Regions from separate parts of the Homo sapiens genome. Here region 1 is linked to region 2. Evidence: chromatin loops called from intact Hi-C (ENCODE). Cell type or tissue: PC-3. All regions are shown on one strand. Links, peaks and the distances in the headings refer to the core of each region. The heading gives the core; the rest is flanking DNA.

Region 1 (10,276 bases), core at 1,165-9,164, 600 kb after region 2:
CAGGAAGAATAACTAAATGACTACCTCAGCCACAAGGAATGCCTCAATAAAATATTTCAAGATTATCTAACCTTGGGCTTTATCATGTCAAATGGATTTGCCTAGATAACTATTGTGAAATATTTTTCTGATTAACTGAATGATGAGATTTGCCCTGTGATTAGCTACAAACCAGTAAGAATTTGGGGATTTTTACCAAATATGATGCTCCGGTTGTAGAAGTGCTGGTTTGAAGCCTTTCTTTCTAAAGCTAAGCAGAGACGGGGCCAACCATCTCTTAAAGCCTCTCCTATTTCATGGAGAATAGTGAAAGGGAAGATTATGTTTAGCTCCTTCAAATGTTGTTTTCTGTAATTAAGTTCTGTGTTACAGATGGGGGGTCAAGAACACTTCTATGTTTCACTTACATGTTGCTTGACCAACGAGAACCCCTTCCCCCGGCCTTGTAACCAGGCTAATAGGAAACAAGGGATACTGCAAATGTCACTTTAGTACACAGAGGTCTACATCAAGTTAATGAAGTATAGCCCAAGACTGATTTCCAAACACAGAGGAAAGTCAGTGAAAGCCTCCAGCAGTCCTGAGGTTACTACCCACACTTTTCTGCATGAGGTGGGGAGGAGTCATACAGTGGTCGGGAGTGAAAACCTCTGTGCCAGAGATCACCTGCTCCTCAAGAAGAAAGGTGGACTCTGAACTCCTGGCCTGGCAGATTAACAAGCCACAGACTGGCATGCCATTTAGGTGAAATCTCTTGTAAGTTAATAGCACCATAATTCTGGAGAAGTAAAAGATAGCTTAAAAAATTGTCATTAACCATTAACTGCACCCTGGCTATAACCACAGGGAACTCAACCTTTAGAGGTGTCAAGGTAGATGGGGGCTCCAGGTCTGAATTGCTGGAATTGACTTTCTGAAAGACTCAATTAATAGTCTCTGAATAGTTTTGGGTGCCTTAATTTTTTTGCTCTTTTCTCTCATTAACGTTTTTTTTTGTTTTTAAAGGATGTAATTCAAGCCATCAAGGAAACTGCATTTGTCACATCAGAATATCCTGTAATTCTCTCCTTTGAAAATCACTGCAGGTATAATGATCCATTCTGCCACAAGTCTCTATGTGGTATTGTTTCCTAACCCCTAATGCCCACTCCTGCTCTACAACTTTTTAAATAGCTGAATAGTTTGTTTTGTGAAGTACTAAGTTCAAATAATTCTCCAGCAAGGGCACCTACTCTTATGCAAAGCAAAAAACAACAAAAAAAGGAAAAAACGACAAAAAACCACCCTTGTCCCCCCAAACCAAATCATTTTAATGTGTTTCAGAAATACTTGTTCCAAATAAAAGTTCAGAGATTGGGACACCTTACTTAAAGTTCCATTGAGCTGGAAGATTTGACAGTATATTTGAAATCAGATTTGATGAACTTGAAAGACATTTTTTATTCTTCTTTCCAGCTCTTAGTTTTGGAACAGAATCTCCTTCTCCTTCTTTTAAAATTATACCAGTTAAAGTTTTTGATACATCTCACATTAGCATTAAGAGGACAATAATGCATTTTGCCAAGTGAGAATCTTTAATTGCCTAGTAATGGGTGTTTCTTATTCTTGGACGGTTAATGGGTGTTTGAATTTACAAATGCCACTTTTTTCTCTCCAGCAAATATCAACAGTACAAGATGTCCAAATATTGCGAAGATCTATTTGGGGATCTCCTGTTGAAACAAGCACTTGAATCACATCCAGTATGTATTTTTAACAAACCATATTTCTAGCATGAATGGATTTGTTTTGAAAATTTCTGAAGGGTCAAGTAGTACTAGAGGACTAATGCTAAAGATCTTCATATTTATTTAAATTCTTTGGTACGGAAAGCTTACATCATGCTTCAGAGGGATGTAAAGAGACACAAAATAAACATCTGGTTCAATTTCATTTGGAGGATCTTTGGGTCTTATGGTTTTCAGATCTCAGTCTTAAAGTTTCATAAAGCACCCAGGCCAAGAGTCCAGATTCAGGTCAGTTGTTCTCAAATTCAGTTACATGTTAGAATCACCTACAAAACTGTTAAAAACACCTGTGCCAGGGCCCCACTTGGAGACTGATTTAATTGATGCAGGGTCAGCCCTGAGCATGGTGTTTTAAAAGCCCTCCAGGTGAACTGTATATGCACCCGGTATTCAGAACCCATGGGAGGCTCATGCTGTGGAAAGTGCCCTGGATTGATGTCACGACATCCTGAAGTTCATGTTCCTAACTCCAAAATAAATCACTGAGTAATGTTGCACATACATTTTTGAACTTCATGTTAAACCTGCTAATTTCTTCATAAAGCAAAGAACATTAACCTGTGCTCCATAGATAGGCTTTATGAGATCTGTGAATTCATTCTAATTGCATGCAATTTTTTTGTATATACTCATTCTAGAGAGTTAATCACATTTTTATAAGGATCCATGACCTCCAAGAGATTAAGATCCACAATCACAAGATGTTATGAGCTCCAAGGCAGCTAATGAAATCAAAGTGGAAAGACCTGCTATTGACAGCAGCACCTGATGGGCTCAAACCTGGTAGCATGAGGTAGTGGCAGAAGAACATCACAGCAAATGACAGCAGGAAGGTGCTTTGTGCTACATGTAAACACTTTATGAGGTTCTTTTCAGAAGTGTGTCTATGGGAACTGAAAAAAAATATGAGAGACAAGGATATCTGTATCCTTTGTCCCCCTTCCTTCTTCCCTCGAACTTGCAGAAGCAGTTGCTGCAGGTGACCTGCCCATATCCTTGCAGTGCCTCCTGTTTCCCTGAACACTGGCCTGACTTTCCACTGCCAACATCCACAGCTTTTTGCCTGAGAGTGAGCTCTGGTCACTGGAGCCTGCTCTGCCACACATGAAAGACCAGCAGTGCCAGGGAATTATCACCCCTATCCCATGCTTCATCCCTCCCGAGGTGGGATAACCCTGAGCACCTGCTCTTCTCTGCCTTCCAGGGTTTCCCAGCAGGATCGTGCTCCAGCTGGCTGCAGTGATAACACACCCTTGATGAGCTGCCTGTCTTCTTTTTCTCACTTTCCCACACCTCTGTTGGAGTTTCCTTCCAAGTAGACGACCTGGTGCAATACTACTTTTCTCTGAGGCTGATTTTAAGGGAACCCAAACTAAGAAACAGCTCTGATTTATTTTATTTGTTTTTACCTAGGCCCTCCATTTATCTTTCTGATTAGGTTAAGGTGATTGCTTTTGTGGAAAGTTCACTGTATTCTTAGTGAAGTGATGTGCACATACTTTTACCAGCTGAAGGGTGTCCAGGTTCTTGGCATCTTGAACAAAGAATCGGACAAAATGCACAAACAAAGCAAGGGAAGAATGAAGCAACAAAAGCAGAGATTTATTGAAAATGAAAGTACACTCCACAGGGTGGGAGCAGCCTGAGCAGAGGGGCTCAAGAGCCCTGTTACAGAATTTTCTGGGGTTTAAATACCCTCTAGAGGTTTCCATTGGTTACTTGGTGTCCGGTCTATGTAAATGAATAGGATGAAGTAAAGTTATAAAGTCATTTACTTGGTGTACATCCTTTGTAAATGGAGAGGATATTTCCTGTCATAGCTGAAGTGTTTCCATTTGATTTAGTTCTAGGAAGTCAGCATGAATAGGCCTTATATTCCCTGCCTCAAGACCCTATTCTCCTTTGAATACAGGACAGGTGTCTGGGGAAGCATGGGTAATATAAATGGGAATAAGACCTGCTCCAAAAGCTAAAGAGCTTTCAACCTTGGGAGTGGGAGCAGGACACAAATGTGAACACATAACTAGAAAAGAAGATGGCGTATGGTGCTTTATTTGTTGGAGGTGTCCTGGTACAAGAGAGATCACTGGGGAATGGGCCAGTTATACCACGCTGCTGGAAGGAAACAGCATTTCAACAAAGGGTTTTATTTGAGGCAAGACAGACATATGAGTGCACAGTGCCTTACATATAATAAGTAGTATAAAAGCAAGTTTTGAAAATGAATGGATGGGTGGAGGGGTGGGTGGGTGGGCATATAGAGAGATGGGTGGAGGAATGGGGAATGGAAGACTAGATACAGGACGGTTCTGTAGACCAGAGGTGATAGCATACAGGGGCACCTCCTTTGCAGATATAAATCTAAGCAAATGATGCTGTAGTCAAGTTCAGATTCCAGGAATTGGAACAACTCCCTTCTTGATTCCCTTATCAAACCTACAAAACCACAAAACCACAATCTCAAGTGTTGAGGGTTGGGTCAGCCTACTCAGCAGACAGGCTTACTATACAGCCTGACACTTGGGGGGATCTGGGGGGCCTCTCACTTGGGAAAGCTAATTCTGAACCCAGCCATCACAATTGTCCCTTGCACTTTACCAGATACTTAAAAGGTGCAAGGCCCTCTGGGGAGCAGGAACCCCTCCCCGGCACATCCCAGGCCAGACCCCTGCTCCACTGGGGAGGTTGGAGCAGCTCTGCACACCTCTGGAAACTATGTGGATTTCAAGTTTGCAGCACTAGTCTAAGGAAAAGCTCAATGGGTGTGCTAATTTGGGTTGGGGAGTGAAAACAGAAGGCTGTGCCGCCTGCCATCTAGTGGGTGTTGGGTTGCATCACTCCCAGGCCTCCCAGGCTCCTCCTGGACTGGGAAGGAGAATGGAGAAGCACAGCCCTTCCTTAATTCAGCTCTTTCTGTTTCTCTCTAGCTTGAACCAGGCAGGGCTTTGCCATCCCCCAATGACCTCAAAAGAAAAATACTCATAAAAAACAAGCGGCTGAAACCTGAAGTTGAAAAAAGTAAGTGAAACACACACATTTATAATGGAAGCATACATAACATGTGTGGACATTTCAGCTGTTGAGAATTCAATTTATTTTAAAACCACTGATTTTTGGGGGAAGGGTGTAGGGGTGATGTTACAGGTACTTTTCAGAGCAAGATTGCCACATTTCCATTTAAATTTAATTTCCATATCAATTAATTCATGCAGTAGGAAAAGCATATCTATATATTCAAATGCCAGAATTTGGAGAGGGCCCAAGGAAAATTGAGAGGAAAGTAGAAGCATTTTAGAATTTCTCAAGATATAAGGAACCAGCATTTTATAATTTTATACACTCTAAAGTCCTCATAAGTTTCCCTTTTCAGTTTGCCCCGTGCTCTATACCTATCTAGGGATACTAGGTACATATGAGTGTGTGACTGTGTATATGTGAATAGAGAGATCTAGAGACAAATGATTTTATATAAACATGTTTCCTTTTATTCTCCCAGGATGATTTCCTTGAAAATATTTTCTTTCAGAGTATATCCTAGTTCAGTGAATTAATGGTATCAAATATTGGCATGATTACACTTCATTTTCCCCCCAAGTATTCTAAATGAAAAATTTTAAATTATGTTAATGACAGTTTATTTTATTACAAAAGCAATAATGCCATAGAAAAATCAAGACAATGAAAAGTGTAAGAAAGTAACAGCACTAACATATATTATACACGTATTCATATACTATAGACACATGTACGTAATGTACATGTGTAGATATATACCCACATTTTTAACATGACTGAGATCATATTAATGATACTGAGTTTAAATTTTTAAAATTTAACCAAGTAAGTATACTTACATCAGCAGGATATACATCTACATACTAACTTTAATCCTAATGTATGAAACACTATATAGAATTTAATATATATGACATAGAATTGTATGCATTTATTATAGCATGATGTAACGAGTCCCAAGTTGATGGATTTTCACTACTATAAACATGCTTGAATGTTATTTTGTATGTTTGTGCAACCCTCTCCTTGAAATCAATTGGTGCAATTAGAGTTATTCAGCCAAAACGTATATATATTTTATATTGTGATATAGTTTGTTATGCTTTCTTTTAGGAAAGTTCTACCACCTTAGACTCTTCACCAGTCATATATGAGAGTGCCTGTTTCCCACCAATATCCTTAATGCTGGCTGTTGGCCATTTTTAAATGTGTGTCCAACTCATAGAAAAAAATTGGTACCTTAGGGGTTTTTTTATTTGTGTGTCTTCAATAACTCCTTTTTTGCATATTACTATTTGTGGTTTGTCCCTATGTGTTTTCCCATTTTTATTATTTTGTTTACCTTTATCTTTCTGACTTATAGAAAAATTATTTAGTCTTATTTTGTATAGTAGGATATAATCCCCATTAAATCAGTTGCAAATATTTTTTCCTGAAGTTTTGTTGCCAACCTGCCTATTTTCTATCAGTTCCCCATAACTGTTCGTAAACCTTGGTCTGTGCCAGATTCTCCAAATTATGGGCTTTTGTTATCTAGCCTTAAATCCTTCACGAGGACTGAACCTCCTCTCAAACTTGGTGACCAGAATTTTGGGCATTTCACCCATGTCCCCGCAATTCTTCATCATGTGTATATAAGGTGGTTGTTGCAGGTTTCTTACAAGGTCGAGACCACCAGGAAATGGCGAGAGAGAGATCACTGCTGAACCTTAGAAACATGGTGCCTTGGTGCCTGAACATTCTATTTCTTCTCTCTTTTCACGTCCTCCTCAGTGTCGATCTCAAGGCCTAGGGTTTGTATGTTACCTAGCATCTGTCACCATCTCTTTGCGTGTTTTTGCTAACAGAACAGCTGGAAGCTTTGAGAAGCATGATGGAAGCTGGAGAATCTGCCTCCCCAGCAAACATCTTAGAGGACGATAATGAAGAGGAGATCGAAAGTGGTGAGCTGTTTGCTTTTATTTTAAGTTACATGCTTTGAAAATACTTTTTAAATAAGAAAACCAGGCTGGGCACAGTGGCTCAAGCCCATAATCCCAGCACTTGGGGAGGCCAAGGTGGGAGGATTGCTTGAGCCCAGGAGTTCAAGACCAGCCTGGGCAACATTTTCGTAGAGATGAGACCCCATGTCTACAAAAAATAAAATATTAGCCAGACGTGGTGGCCTGTGTCTGTAGTCCCAGCTACTGGGGAGGCTGAGGCAGTAGGATCCCTTGAGCCCAGAGGTTCAAGGCTGCAGTGAGCTATATGTAATCCTACCACTGCACTCCAGGCTGGACAACAGACTGAGGCCTTGTTTCAAAAATAAATGAGTAAGAAAACCAGGAATTTCTTTCAGAAGACCCTTTTATATAATAATGCCGTTTTAATTCCTCATAGTAATATTTTGGTATTCTTGGTATTTTGCCAAACACTTCCCATTTTTTCTGGCTACTAAATTTTAATGGCCTTGTCATCTCCCTTCCTATTGGCCATTCAGCTATTCAGCAGAAATTCTTAGCCAGAGAATCCCTGAAGCACTTGCTGTAGTAGGCAGAGGAAGCAATATAAGGCACATTTTGTAATCCCTTTGTATAGACAAAAACATGAACTTGAGTCTGTTAATGATGAGAGTAGAGAGGCAAATAATTTAAGAGACCCTCAGGCAAATGATTGGTTTGTCTCCACAAAGTGAACTAGAAACTAAAAGCCAGTATTAAAATTTCAAGTTCAAATTCCTTCAAATAACCAGCTCACCAGAATTATCTCTGTGTAGCTAGATAATTTTAAGAAGGCAGTCTTGCTTAAAATATTTGAGTATGTGCTATTACCTTCTCTTTTACTTTGATCACATAGCAACAATCATAATGTTCAGTTGTAAATGGGTCATTTGAGAGTTTGGGGATGATTTTAGAGAATTATTTGTTTGTTATGTTTCATGAGAATTGATGAACGAAATGACAAGGACTTGTGTTGGTTATACAATGCCTTGGATTTATATACAGGCATACCTTGGAAATATTGCAGATTCAGTTCTAGACCACTACAATGAAGTAAATATTGCAAAAAAATTATTCACAAGAATTTTTGTTTCCCAATGCATACAGAAATTATTTACACTGTACTGTAGGCTAGTAAGTGTTCAATAACAGCATTATGTCCAAAAATGTAACTTAATTAAAAAATACCTATTGCTTAAAAATGCTGACAATTATCTAAACCTGCATCATATTGAAATCTTTTTGTGGAGGGTCTTGCCTTGAGTGATCAGGGAGGCAGTTGCCAAAGATTGGGTTGGCTGTGGTAATTTTTTAAAATAAGACAACAATGAAGTTTGCTGCATCAATTGACCCTTCTTTTCACAAAAGATTTCTCTGTAGCATGCAGTGCCATTTGATGACACTTTACCCAGAGCAGAGCTTCTTTCAAAATTGAAGCCAATCCTCTCAAACCCTGCTGTGATGCCTTCTCAACTAGGTTTATGTAATATTTTAAATCCTGTGTTGTCATTTCAACAATGCTCACAGTATCTTTACCTGGAGTAGATTCCATCTCAAGAAACCACCTTCTTTGCTCATTCACAAGAAACAACTCCTCATCGGTTTAAGTTTTATCATGAAATTGCAGCAATTCAGCCCCATGTTCAGGCTCCTTTTCAAATTCTAGTTCTCTTACTCTTTCTACCACCTCTGCAGTGACTTCCTCCACTGAAGTCTTGAACCTCTCAGCGTCATCCATGGGAGTCTCCCAAACTCCTATGAACGTTGATATTTTTACCTCTTCCCATAAATCATGAATGTTCTTTCTTAATAGCATCTAGAATGGTGAACATCAGAAGCTTTTCAGTTTACTTTGCCCAGATCCATCAGAGGACATTCTCTTTTAGGAAAGCTAGACATAGAGCTAAAAATCCAAAAGTTGGAAGAATTAACTAACCTTATTCAAGACTCCTTAATAAAGACTCCTGACTGTGGAACAGACTTTATAAGTGATTCAGTTGCATGTCCAGTCCTTGGGTTTGACATTACTCCCAGAGAAAAGTCATAATGACTGTACTTTCATTTGTTTTATGTGGCAGGGAGGGTCTAAGAGGCTAAAGATATCTGATACTACTCAGTTGATACTCGTTATTATGGTCATCTGTTACTATGCAATAAACCATCCCCAAATTTAGGGGCTTATAACAACACCTTATCATTTTCTGTCATAATTCTGTGGGTCATGTGGGCTTAGGTTGGTGGTTCTCCCTTGGGTTTCTCCTGCTTTTGTCAGCAGATGACATCTGGGGCTGACTGGTTCCCTTGGGTGGGTTATCCCGGACGGCTTACTCACATGCTGGCAGTGGATGCTGGCTGAACGCTGGGAGCTCCGCTGGGCCTCACTGACCATAGTATCCCTGTGGCCTCTCTCTGTGACTTGGGCTTCTCATAGCACGATGGCTAAGTCCCCCAGATGGAACATCTAAGAGCCAGTGTCTCAAGAGGCAGGAAGCAGAAGCTGCTAAATTAGTTAAGAGCTAGGCCTGGAACTGGTGCAGTATCACTTCCTCTATGTTTTATTCATCGAAGCAGTCTCAGGGCCCATCCAAGTTCAAGAGGGTGAGTGAGTGACAAGGTCACGTTGCATAAGAGCACAGAGGAGGGCAGATGATACGGCAGCTGTCTTTGGAAAATATAGTCAGCCGTGATGCCTACTATATTTTTTCACATGTTTTTGCAAATAATAAATCTAAACAAGATTTAAGAAAAATATATTTATAGAACTGTGTTTCAAATGGTCAAGAAAATACTCCTAAGATACAAAAAAGATGACTATTCAGTAAAACCAGTTCCTTTAAGTTAAATTTCATAGATGGTAATTAAAATATGTAAGGCATTACTGATACGATAATCCAGTAAAACAAACTGCAGAAATAATGGAATAAATTAACAAGAAAACAATGTTAATAATAATTACTACCATCGTTGTACCAACAGTGGACCAGGCAGCTTACATTATGGCCTTATCTAACCTGTATACAGCCTGATGAAATGGGTATTATTATTATTATTATTATTATTTTTGAGATGGAGTCTTGCTCTGTCACCCAGGCTGGAGTGCAGTGGCGCGATCTCGGCTCACTGCAAGCTCTGCCTCTGAAATGGGTATTATTACACCAATTTTTCAGATGAGAGGACTGAAGCTTAGAGAGGTAACATATTTTGCACATGATCCCACAGCGGGCAACCGATTGCACTAAGATTCAATCCCAGAGCTACCTGATTCAAGTCAAGACTTTTGTACGTTACAGTACTGCCCTTTCAATTCACAGGAATATGGTGAAAACATAGATATGCAAAAATACTTTTTTAAAAAGGAGAAAGAATAGAACGAATGAAAGTCAAAGATGTGATGTTTCCTAAACACACACAGTCATCTGAAATTAGCATCTGTATGGCTTCATGTATTATTCTTAAAGGTGCTTTCCCACCATCTACATCCATATGGTAATTATT
Region 2 (10,276 bases), core at 967-8,966:
ATTAGGCAATCCCTTTTGAATGATCAAATAGGCTTTCTGCTGGCCCAAGTCCTAGTTAATATTTGTTCAGATTTAATCCACTTCACAGATGAATGCATCAAATTTCATGATAATTTTAAACGAATGTGGATTCCGTATCGTAATTCTCTTGCAAGCCATGGAACCTTATTTGTCTGGGTTTGTACCCATCTCAGCCACTTACCAGCTTTGGGGCCCTGAGCCCAGGACTTGAGCCAGATGTGTCAGCGTGTTCTTATGTAAAACAAAAATAATAACACCAACCGCATAGGGCAATTCTCAGAATTAAATAAATACATGTGAATCTTTTTTGTTTTTTTTTTTTTTGAGACAGAGTTTTGCTCTTGTTGCCTAGAGTGTGCCCAGAGTTGCTGGAGTGCAGTGGTGCAATCTCGGCTCACTGCAACCTCCACCTCCCGGATTCAAGTGATTCTCCTGCCTCAGCCTCCCAAGTAGCTGGGATTACAGGCACCCACCACCAGGCCTGGCTAACTTTCTGTATTTTTAGTAGAGACAGGGTTTTACCGTGTTGGCCAGGCTAGTCTCAAACTCCTGACCTCAAGCGATCCACCTGCCTCGGCCTCCCAAAGTGCTGGAATTAAAGTGTGAGCCACTGTGCCCAGCCACATGTGAATCTTTTAAAACTAGGCCTGACATATAGAAATTATCAGTTAAAGTGTTGTAGGACCCTATCCTTAGTTCAGCTAAAGACGGGTTCCTTGTCACATGGCCACAAAAAGTTAGGCTTGAAGGCAATTTGAAGAGTGAGGAGGACAGGGTTTTATTGTGTTGAAAGGAAAAGAGGGAAACAGGTTATCTCCACAAGGCTGGAGTCCCTGCTAGTGTGCTTCCCACCTTGCAGATTGAATTCCAAGTTCCACCCAGGAAGAGGAGTGGCCAGGCTCCTCCCTGCTGCAAATGGGGTGGATTTCTGTGGCTCCACCTCAGTGTGCATTCCTCCCAGTGAGCAGGCCCGTTGCAGTTTTTCCGGGGACTCCCTTATACTTGGCTGTCTCAAAAGTTTGTGGTATTATGATTTGTCTTGTCACTATTACAGCTGCCACTTATAGAAGACTAGTCAACTCAGCTTGCCTTATATGTTTTTGGGAAAGAGAATCTCCATCTATGGGAAAAGCAGTGGGGGCTTTCAGAGGATGTCCACACTGTCTATTGGGTGCTCCAGTAAGAAGGGTTGAGTCCAGTTGCTACAGCCACCTGAAAACCTTGCAGAAGGTTCTCCAGGTTCCTCATGAGGAAAAAAGGAAAAGATTACCAGGCACAATTACCTTTATGTAATTGGCAAACACTTACTGGGCATCAAGTGAATATTAGGAATTGTGCAGAATACCAAGGATACAAAAACACAATTGATGCCCCCTTGGGGCTTGATTTGATAATAGATGTATGACAATAAATACTTGCGTTCACAGTGATGTAGTGACAGTTCATTGAAAGCACAAAGAGAATTTCTGATGTTCTTTATATCTACTGGAAATTACCCACGCAAGAACATAAATGTCAACTTCTAAGATGGGAAACTCATGTTATCCTCAAAGCAATTCAACAATGAATGATAGTTGTGAGCCAAGAATTATAACTTGCTGTTGATTATAACTTACATTTGTGTCATACTTATTTTTATTTTGAGCTTCACAGCACCTCCAAAGACATAAAGACAGTGATCAACTGAGAAAATGTAGGTTCTGAAAATGTAGGGTCTTGCCCCAAATTTCACTTTTAATAAGTCTTAGGGTAGAGATTGGAACCAGGTTCTACACTGTAAGTTGTCTTTGCACTGAGCTGGGCTATAATAACTGCCACAACAATCTAATGAATTCTGTTTAATTAAAAAGAGATAATAAGAAGAATTTCATATTAAAACCCATAAGCCTAGATAATATGATGGTTCTAAATTGTCCTCATTGCCAATGTTAGATGTCTGACAACTTTAACTATTGTGAAACATCCATCACAGATATTCTAACTATAGATTCTGTTGTTTGAGGGAGGTGGGAAGGAAGCTCTGTTTGCAATCATTTGAAATAGCAAACTGACATTTTCTTTTTCCAGCTTATTCAAAAGTTGACGGATGTCGCAGAAGAGTGTCAGAACAATCAGTTAAAGAAGCTCAAAGAAATCTGTGAGAAGTAAGCCCTCATTCCCATTACAATTGACATGTGCATCTGAATTTATTCAACACAAATTCCCATCTGATTTGCCTCTTTTTTCTCTTTTACTTCCATTGTGACTTCAGAGAAAAGAAAGAATTAAAGAAGAAAATGGATAAAAAGAGGCAGGAGAAGATAACAGAAGCTAAATCCAAAGACAAAAGTCAGATGGAAGAGTAAGTCAAAAGTGTCCCCTCTCCCAAACAGTTCATCTGGGAATTATTTTATTTTGTACGTCAGAGTCACAGGTTCATAACCAGTCAAAGACTCCTTCGTGAAGTTTCTCCTCTAGTCAGCCTTTCAAAAGATTCTTTTGGTAAGGTTTTTAACAGGGAAGGCTCAAGCAAAGACTGGTTCAATAAAGGAGTGAGGCACACCCAGGGCCTTTTAGATAAAGAGTAAGCAAAGAGCTTCCCTCAGGGAAAGGCTAAATCCTCACTTCCTACCCATAATCTTCCTGGCATTTAGTGAAAACAGAGCCTGTGCCTTGGGAGGAACCTGACCTTTGTCCAAAGGCTGGCAGATTATACCTTCCTTGTAGCAGTAATAAGAATGTTGCTATGGCTCACACTTGTAATCTCAGCACTTTGAAAGGCCTAGGTGGGAGGATTGCTTGAGGCCAGGAGTTCAATAGGGGCCTGGGCAACACAGGGAGACTCTGTCTCTACAAAAAAATTTTAAGATTAGCTGGGTGTGGTGGTGCACACCTATATTTCCAGCTACTCAGAAGGCTGAGGCTGGAGGATGGCTTCAGCATGGGAGGTCAAGGCTTCAGTGAGCCATGATGGTGCCACTGCACTCTACCATGGGCAACAGAGCGAAACCTTGTCTCCAATAAATAAATAGATAAAAATAAGGAAAAAAGAAAAAGAATGTTGAGAGTTCTGTAACCTTTTATCTAGAAGTCTGAGATTACCATTTGTCAATTCTGGATGAATTGGTATAATGATGTATTCATCATTTGCTTTTAGGGAGAAGACAGAGATGATCCGGTCATATATCCAGGAAGTGGTGCAGTATATCAAGAGGGTATGTGGGCTCATCACGCTCTCTCCTTTGCAAAACATGTGTGAACATTTGGTGAGCTCGCTGTGAGCTTCTGGAAGGAAATGTCATGCCTTGCCATAACTTTTTATCACTAGCACCTAGCAGAGCTGTTTCACAGGGTGGGCACTCCTTAATCAACATTTCTGCAAGTTGAATTGCAAACCACTTTGTAAAAGGATTCATCTAAAAATAGAGTCAAGTCATTTCCAAAGTCAAGAGCCCAGAAACATATTGTAAATGATAGTGTTCCCAAAAGAACCTTTAATTGTCATCAATGATAGAGATGATGGCAACCTCGAAGGGCTGTCCTTTTTTTTTCCAATTTAATGTCATAGAAATGTTTACATATTTATAAAAAGGTAAGAACAGTGCAGTCCATTGATCACCACCTCCCACCCTTATGTTTCTGTCACCTAGCTTCAACACTTACTACAGTTTCCTATACTTGTAAGTGTAGTTCTTGATCAGGAGATCAAATAATCAAATGTAAGCCATAGATCTGAAAAGCTTTCGGTATTTTCTGAAAACGTGCACTTTTAAATGTTTAGATGAAAGTAATGTTTCTTGTAACTTTCTTATAGCTAGAAGAAGCGCAAAGTAAACGGCAAGAAAAACTCGTAGAGAAACACAAGGAAATACGTCAGCAGATCCTGGATGAAAAGCCCAAGGTAAACGGAACTGAATTAAAATGAACAATTATTTTATTTGATTTCCATTTAGTAAGAGTAAAACCTTCCTGGTTTACATAAGTACCTTGTACACAGTCTCAGATCAGTTCTTGCATATGAAACTCATGTATCTTTCTCAATGAAGGAAAAAATATAGCAATATTCAGTAAGCATTTATCATCACCTGGTGAGCTTTTAAAAACTGCAAATATGCAGAACCCAGCCCCAGAGATTTGGCTTTAACTAATCTGGGGTATGGCTCAGACAAAGGTATTTTTATAGTCCGTTTCCCCTGGAGAATCAGAGACTAACCAAACCTTCAGTTTGGGTACTACTAAGTAAACGTCAGTTCTAAATAGCTGATGTAATGTTGTAATGCCACCCTCTGTCCAGCAGAGGATGCCCTGCACCAAAATCACTTTGGTTTTTATCTAGCAAAATAGTCTCATAAATCAGAGAAAAGCAAATCTTTTGTTTCCCATAGTAACAGTTGATTGGGGCTCTGCTTTAAAATTATCTTATGTTCATTGTTTGGTTAAAATTAATTGTCTTATGAATATTAACTTTGAATGAACTGAGTATCTGTAGATCAAATACTTTGAGGTTACCAAATGGCATCTCAGTTTTAGAACATTCCTTCCATTTTGATTCATCACTGAATAGTTTTCTGTTTGTGGAAATTGTGTTTTTCAATTTTCCTGCGCTTCTATTTTCAATTTAAAATATCTACTCTAAAAAGTACTGCCATTCCACACAAGCATTTCTCGAGTCCTAAAAGTTAAAAAACGTTAGTTTTATTTAATTGTATGTTTCATTCACCAGTTTACTTCTTATAGATTTCTTATGGATAATTCTAAATATATTTTCATGGTTCTTTGTGCTCTTATGCTTTCATATTTATTATATAAGACATTTATTTAATATTTTTAATTTCTAAGTTTTTAGGGTTGGCAATATAGATTCTCAAGCAAGAATTAATAATTACTTAGATATGGTGCTAATTCTTACGTTTCTCCTATAAACATATAATGTAGATCTTCTCAGCCACCCTCTCAGGTTGATTATGCACTAATAAAGTGGAATAAATTTTAACATAATTTCAGAAATTGCTATACTTTCCAATCAGAATTGATCTTTTTAAAATGCTCAAATTATTTAGAGCAAAAGATCCAGTTTGACTGAAATTTAAGAAACACTTTAATAATAATCAGTCTCAGGTGATATATTCAGATACATACATTTCTAATCTATGCTGTCTGGTTTTAAATTTGTCATTACTTTGTACACTGACATAATAGAATTTGCTTATGGTTGATGGCTCAGCTAGTTTTTGTATTTCAAAAAAATTTAGGTAATATGGTTCTTTTCAGAGTTTCATTTTGCTTTTTTTTTTCATGCGTGTTTTGGTTCAACAATGTTAACTATTTTACTTACAGATAAAATGTGAATGTAAAATCATTAATGTGTTTAAATTATATAACTCTCAGTATCAGTAACCCATACAAAGATTTTCTTGTTACTGCTCTAGGTCATCATGATTAAAATCAACCTCAGTAAATGTGGAAGCACCCTTAAACTTCTTCCCTGGATATAACTGGACATGAAAAGAACTAATAACTTTTGGCTGATTTATTAACAGTCAGGGTGCATTCAGCTGCAATTTTACAATAAGCCCAATTAAAACTGGCTTCAACAGTTATAGTATTTAGTAAGCCACGTTACTGGAAATTCAGAGGTACTACAGTTGTAACAGTGATTAATTTAGTGGCTTAACAATTTCATCTCCAGGTATTTTTAGAATTTCCACTGTTGTTGCCTTCTAGATCCAGACCGTGAACTCAGTCATGAGATGGCTGCCCTAGCTCCACACATCATAACCTTACATGAAACCACTCAAAGGACGTGCAGCAAATGTCTTCATTTTGTAACCCTTTCTAGGATTGAGAAAAACCTTCCTACATCCCCTCTAGCTGGTGTTTCCTCATTGGGTACAATGGCCTCATATTCCCATTCTTAAACCAATCATGGGCAGTAGGGTATCACTTTCATGATTGGCTTAGAGTAATTAAGATTCACTCACAAGGCTAGAGAGAGTTCAGTTTTCCTCAGTTCCATGGTCATCAGGTACCTGAACAAAACTGATATTTTATCATCAAAGAAATAGAGGGGAAATAGCAACTGGGTAGACAGGTTACATACAGTGTACGTTACAGCCATGTTTATAACAATTTTTTGTTTCTTCCTTTCTGGCCCCTTGGAAAGAGATCTGAAGTGTTTCTATGAATTTTTAGTAGTTCTATTGTCTGCGTTTTTTATTGTAAATAGGTACCATGATGAATTCCTCTGTGCTTTTCTTCCATGAGGTTGCTCCATGACCATCTTTTTGTGTCTGGATTTGAAGGTTGCCCATGAAGATTGTTGGTTCCATGTCAAACTAAAGCATTTCTTGAGGGTTTTTCTTCATGGCTTAAAAACGTTGTGCCTTAAAGCTGTGATTTTATTAATAAAATAATAAATCATGACTGTTAACATTGTAGGACATGGTGGTTAATAAAGGGAAATGACAATGACAACAGGAGCAGCAATAGACAGTAGAGTAAAAGAACAAAATCAAGTGTGAGACATGTGAAGAAAGACCAAAGCACAGGACAGCAAAGTAGGTATTAATAAATGGGTGGTGAGGAGAGGCCAGGCCAGCATAGCAGTCGCTGATGCTCCTGTAACTGTGGGGCATGGATGGAAAATACAGTAACACTGGCTTTGAAATAATCCCTCTCCACATCTAGTACTGAAACAGGCTTTGAATCTTGACATAGACATGAGGGAAATTAGCAAAAGCAGAAACAAAACAAGGAACAACCCAAGGAAATGAAACTGATCAATAGTATCTCTAAAACAAGTCCACGGAGTCAGTTCCATTCAGTCAGATAAGAAAACAGAGTGATTTCGTGACATCTAGAACTTTATGAATGGTTCCATTACTGGGTTTTGGATGAGGAACGTGAGCTGACATTGCAGCAGGTAATATTAAAGACAATTGTAACCTTCTTATGAAGAAGAAACCATGCCAAACTTTGCCACAGGTTACTGAGGAGAATAGAGTTCCTCCCTCAACTAATTTACAGATGGTATCGGGGAATCTGCCCCGATATTCACGTAGGTTCTTTTCTATTTTTCCTAAGCATCGGCTGGCTTGAGAAATAAAGGGACAGAGTAAAAAAGAGAGAAATTTTAAGGCTGGGTGTCCGGGGGAGACATCACACGTTGGTAGGATCCGTGATGCCCCCACAAGCCGCAAAAACCAGCAAGTTTTTATTAGAGATTTTCAAAAGCGGAGGGAGTGTGCAAATAGGTGTGGGTGACAGACGAGTACTTAACAGGGTAATAGAATATCACAAGGCAAGTGGAGGCAGGGCGAGATCACAGGACCACAGGACCACAGGACCGAGGCAAAATTAAAATTGCTAATGAAGTTTTGGGCACCATTGTCATTGATAACATCTTATCAGTAGACAGCGTTTTGAGATCAACTGGTCTGACCAAAATTTATTAGGTGGGAATTTCCTCTTCCTAATAAGCCTGGGAGCACTATGGGAGACTGGAGTCTATTGCATCTCTGCAGCCTCAACAGTAAGAGACAGCTATGCCCGGGGGGCCAGTTTAGAGACCCACCCGCAGGCGCACATTATCTTTCTCAGGGATGTTCCATGCTGAGAAAAAGAATTCAGCGATATTTCTCCCATTTGCTTTTGAAAGAAGAGAAATATGGCTCTGTTCTGCCCGGCTCACCAGCGGTCAGAGTTTAAGGTTATCTCTCTTGTTTCCTAAACATTGCTGTTGTCTTGGTCTTTTTTCAAGGTGCCCCAGATTTCATATTGTTTAAACACATGTGCTCTACAATTTGTGCAGTTAATGCAATTATCACATGGTCCTGAGGTGACATACATCCTCCTCGGCTGACAGGATTAAGAGAATAAAATAAAGACAGGCATAGGAAATCACAAGGGTATTGATTGGGGAAGTGATAAGTGTTCATGAAATCTTTACAATTTATGTTTAGAGATTGCAGTAAAGACAGGCGTAAGAAATTATAAAAGTATTAATTTGGGGAACTAATAAATGTCCATAAAATCTTCACAATCCACGTTCTTCTGCCATGGCTTCAGCCGGTCCCTCCATATGGGGTCCCTGACTTCCTGCAACAAGATGGGATGAAGTTTTTTAACTAGAAAGTGATCATAGCTAAGTTTTTGCAGACACCAAAAGTATGTATAGGCTACATGACATCATATTTCTTCCTGTTCTTCCATTTCTTTCACCATGTTGTTGTATATAATAATTTACTTTCTCTTCATCCACTTATTCTAACTAATGTAATAGTGTGTTTCATGTTCCTAATCTTGTCTTAACAGGGAGGAAGCTCTTTTTTTACATTACTGTTTGCTCTGGGATATTACTATTTTGAGCTATTCTGAACCTTGATCAACTTAGAAAATCATATCAATATAATTTTCTAAGCCATTGGTAAATAAACAACTCCTTTGAAAGTAACAAACAGATATTTTGTAAATCTTTCAGCAAAAGAAATTTGAAAAGCCAATGGCTCAAAGTTAACAGTTTTTCAGTGGCAAAGAAGTATTTATTCTGGCTCAATTTAGAGCAAACTACACATGAAACCTCATTCAAAGTGTGACTTTGCTAGCAGTTTACTCAACAATGGGCATGTCATCTAGAGTTCCCAACATTTTTACCATCCTGCAATAGCAGTCATAGGAGAATATGCCTCAATCAAAATCAGGCTAAAAATTTGTTTCAATTCTGCATGTGAGCTGGGACCTTAAGTCTTTCTGGTCGCTATTTGGTAGGGGACCAAATGTGGCCAGTCACACTGGAAAAGTTTATTTTAGATTGTCCCACTTTGTGACATGCACTAGGATCTTTTCATGTGGAGAGTTCATTTTTTCCCTATGAAAAAAGAGATTCAATTAGTTTATTCATTTTGTAGGTAATTTTGAGGGCATTGGGGAAAACAGAAGTAGGTGGTCCCTCGAAGCAACTTGTACAATAAAATATTTTGGCCTCAATTTGACACAAAATGATGTTGTACATTGCTGCACATAAGTCCCATGGAAACTTATTATGTTATAAACAACAAGAGACACTCTTAGAAGGGAATACTTGGCTCCTTTCCAGTAGAGTTCTGAATTCTGGAGAAACATTCGACTGCATGTTTTCTAGCAATGAGATATTCGATTCAGTCCTTGAGTGTATGTGGGTTTCAGTTTTGTTTGAGTTGTGGCTTTTTATGAAATCCATAGTGGTAGAATTTTCAAGATGGACGCAGTAAACACTGGCCAGTCTTCTGACTCAGTGAAATAATTGGTTTCCTGGGGATTTCCATACCTGGGTTTGCCAAAGCCAGTAGGAAACATGGGGAAACCCCATCTCTACCAAAATACAAAAATTAGCCAGGTGTGGTGGTGGGCGCTGGTAGTCCCGGCTACTTGGGAGGCTGAGGCAGGAGAATCACTGGAACCCGGGAGGCGGAGGTTGCAGTGAGCCGAGATCGCGCCACTGCATTCAAGCCTGGGCGACTGAGTGAGACCACCCTGTCTCAAAAAAAAAAAAAAAAAGAAAAGAAAACACGGTTAGTCACAAGTTGCCTTGAGTCTGTTGTGAATATGCCAATGTTTATTGATCACTTTGCTGCTCCTGACTCTCTTTATAAGAAGAATCATCTTTTGAGGGGAATATTTAATGAACTATCTCCATAACCTCATAAAACAGTCAATAAATGTGTAATTTACTTTTTCTCTGATGCTTAATTTGTCTTTGATGCTTCTTAGAACACAGGTTTTCTGCTTAATTTAGCTCATCATCAAGAGAGAATTCCGGGAAGCTTTAGGGCATTTTAATTCATTCCCAAAGAACATTTCATCATGTAGCTACTGGCTCTTTTTTTTCCCTCCACCAAGGGAATATAGACTGATTTTCCTTATTTCCCCTCTGACATCTTTGTAACAGGGTGATTGACTCATCCCTCTGCTTGAAGTTAGTCTTGTTAGACCTACCGCTGGGCTCTGAGACAGAACCTTAAATGCGGCTGATATCTCCTGTGTTTGGGAGAGAAAAGGCAAACTTCGGGATTTAAAATAAAATATTTTTTAAAGTAATGCATTTGTGCCTCCTCTAATCTTTTGCGGCTTGATGGGGAAATGGATTCTTCCTTGCCAGCACTTATTGGATCTTCTCCCAGAAGCCAAACTTGCAGAGTGGAAACTGGCTGCTTATAGACAGTGTTTCTGCTCATTGTCAAGTCTCAATTAACCACACAGTGGTTTGTTTTTGTTTGTTCTGTAGAAGAAAATTCTTTTT

Evidence for each region. Hi-C counts contacts between places; a loop is a spot of excess contacts. Peaks named below come from ENCODE experiments on the same cell type or tissue, not always from the same donor. Only the 100,000 strongest peaks of a DNase experiment are listed, where the experiment ranks them.
Region 1: it touches region 2 in a loop (15-fold over the local background); 23 of 110 quality-filtered maps call a loop at or near these places.

What each region holds. Positions count from the first base shown.
Region 1 is chr20:9,388,874-9,399,149 of GRCh38, forward strand. It overlaps PLCB4 (phospholipase C beta 4), which reads left to right. Exons shown (of 40, transcript NM_001377142.1): 16 at 1,006-1,085; 17 at 1,658-1,742; 18 at 4,715-4,805; 19 at 6,650-6,745. Among named protein-coding and RNA genes, the nearest start is that of LAMP5, 120 kb to the right of the region's middle. In PC-3, for the core only: a CTCF peak has its summit at 4,600 (motif pointing left); a DNase peak (open chromatin) is centred at 4,598.
Region 2 is chr20:8,786,361-8,796,636 of GRCh38, forward strand. PLCB1 (phospholipase C beta 1) reads left to right here. Exons shown (of 32, transcript NM_015192.4): 28 at 2,089-2,165; 29 at 2,273-2,362; 30 at 3,158-3,215; 31 at 3,815-3,901. Among named protein-coding and RNA genes, the nearest start is that of RNU105B, 40 kb to the right of the region's middle. In PC-3, for the core only: a CTCF peak has its summit at 4,298; a DNase peak (open chromatin) is centred at 4,291.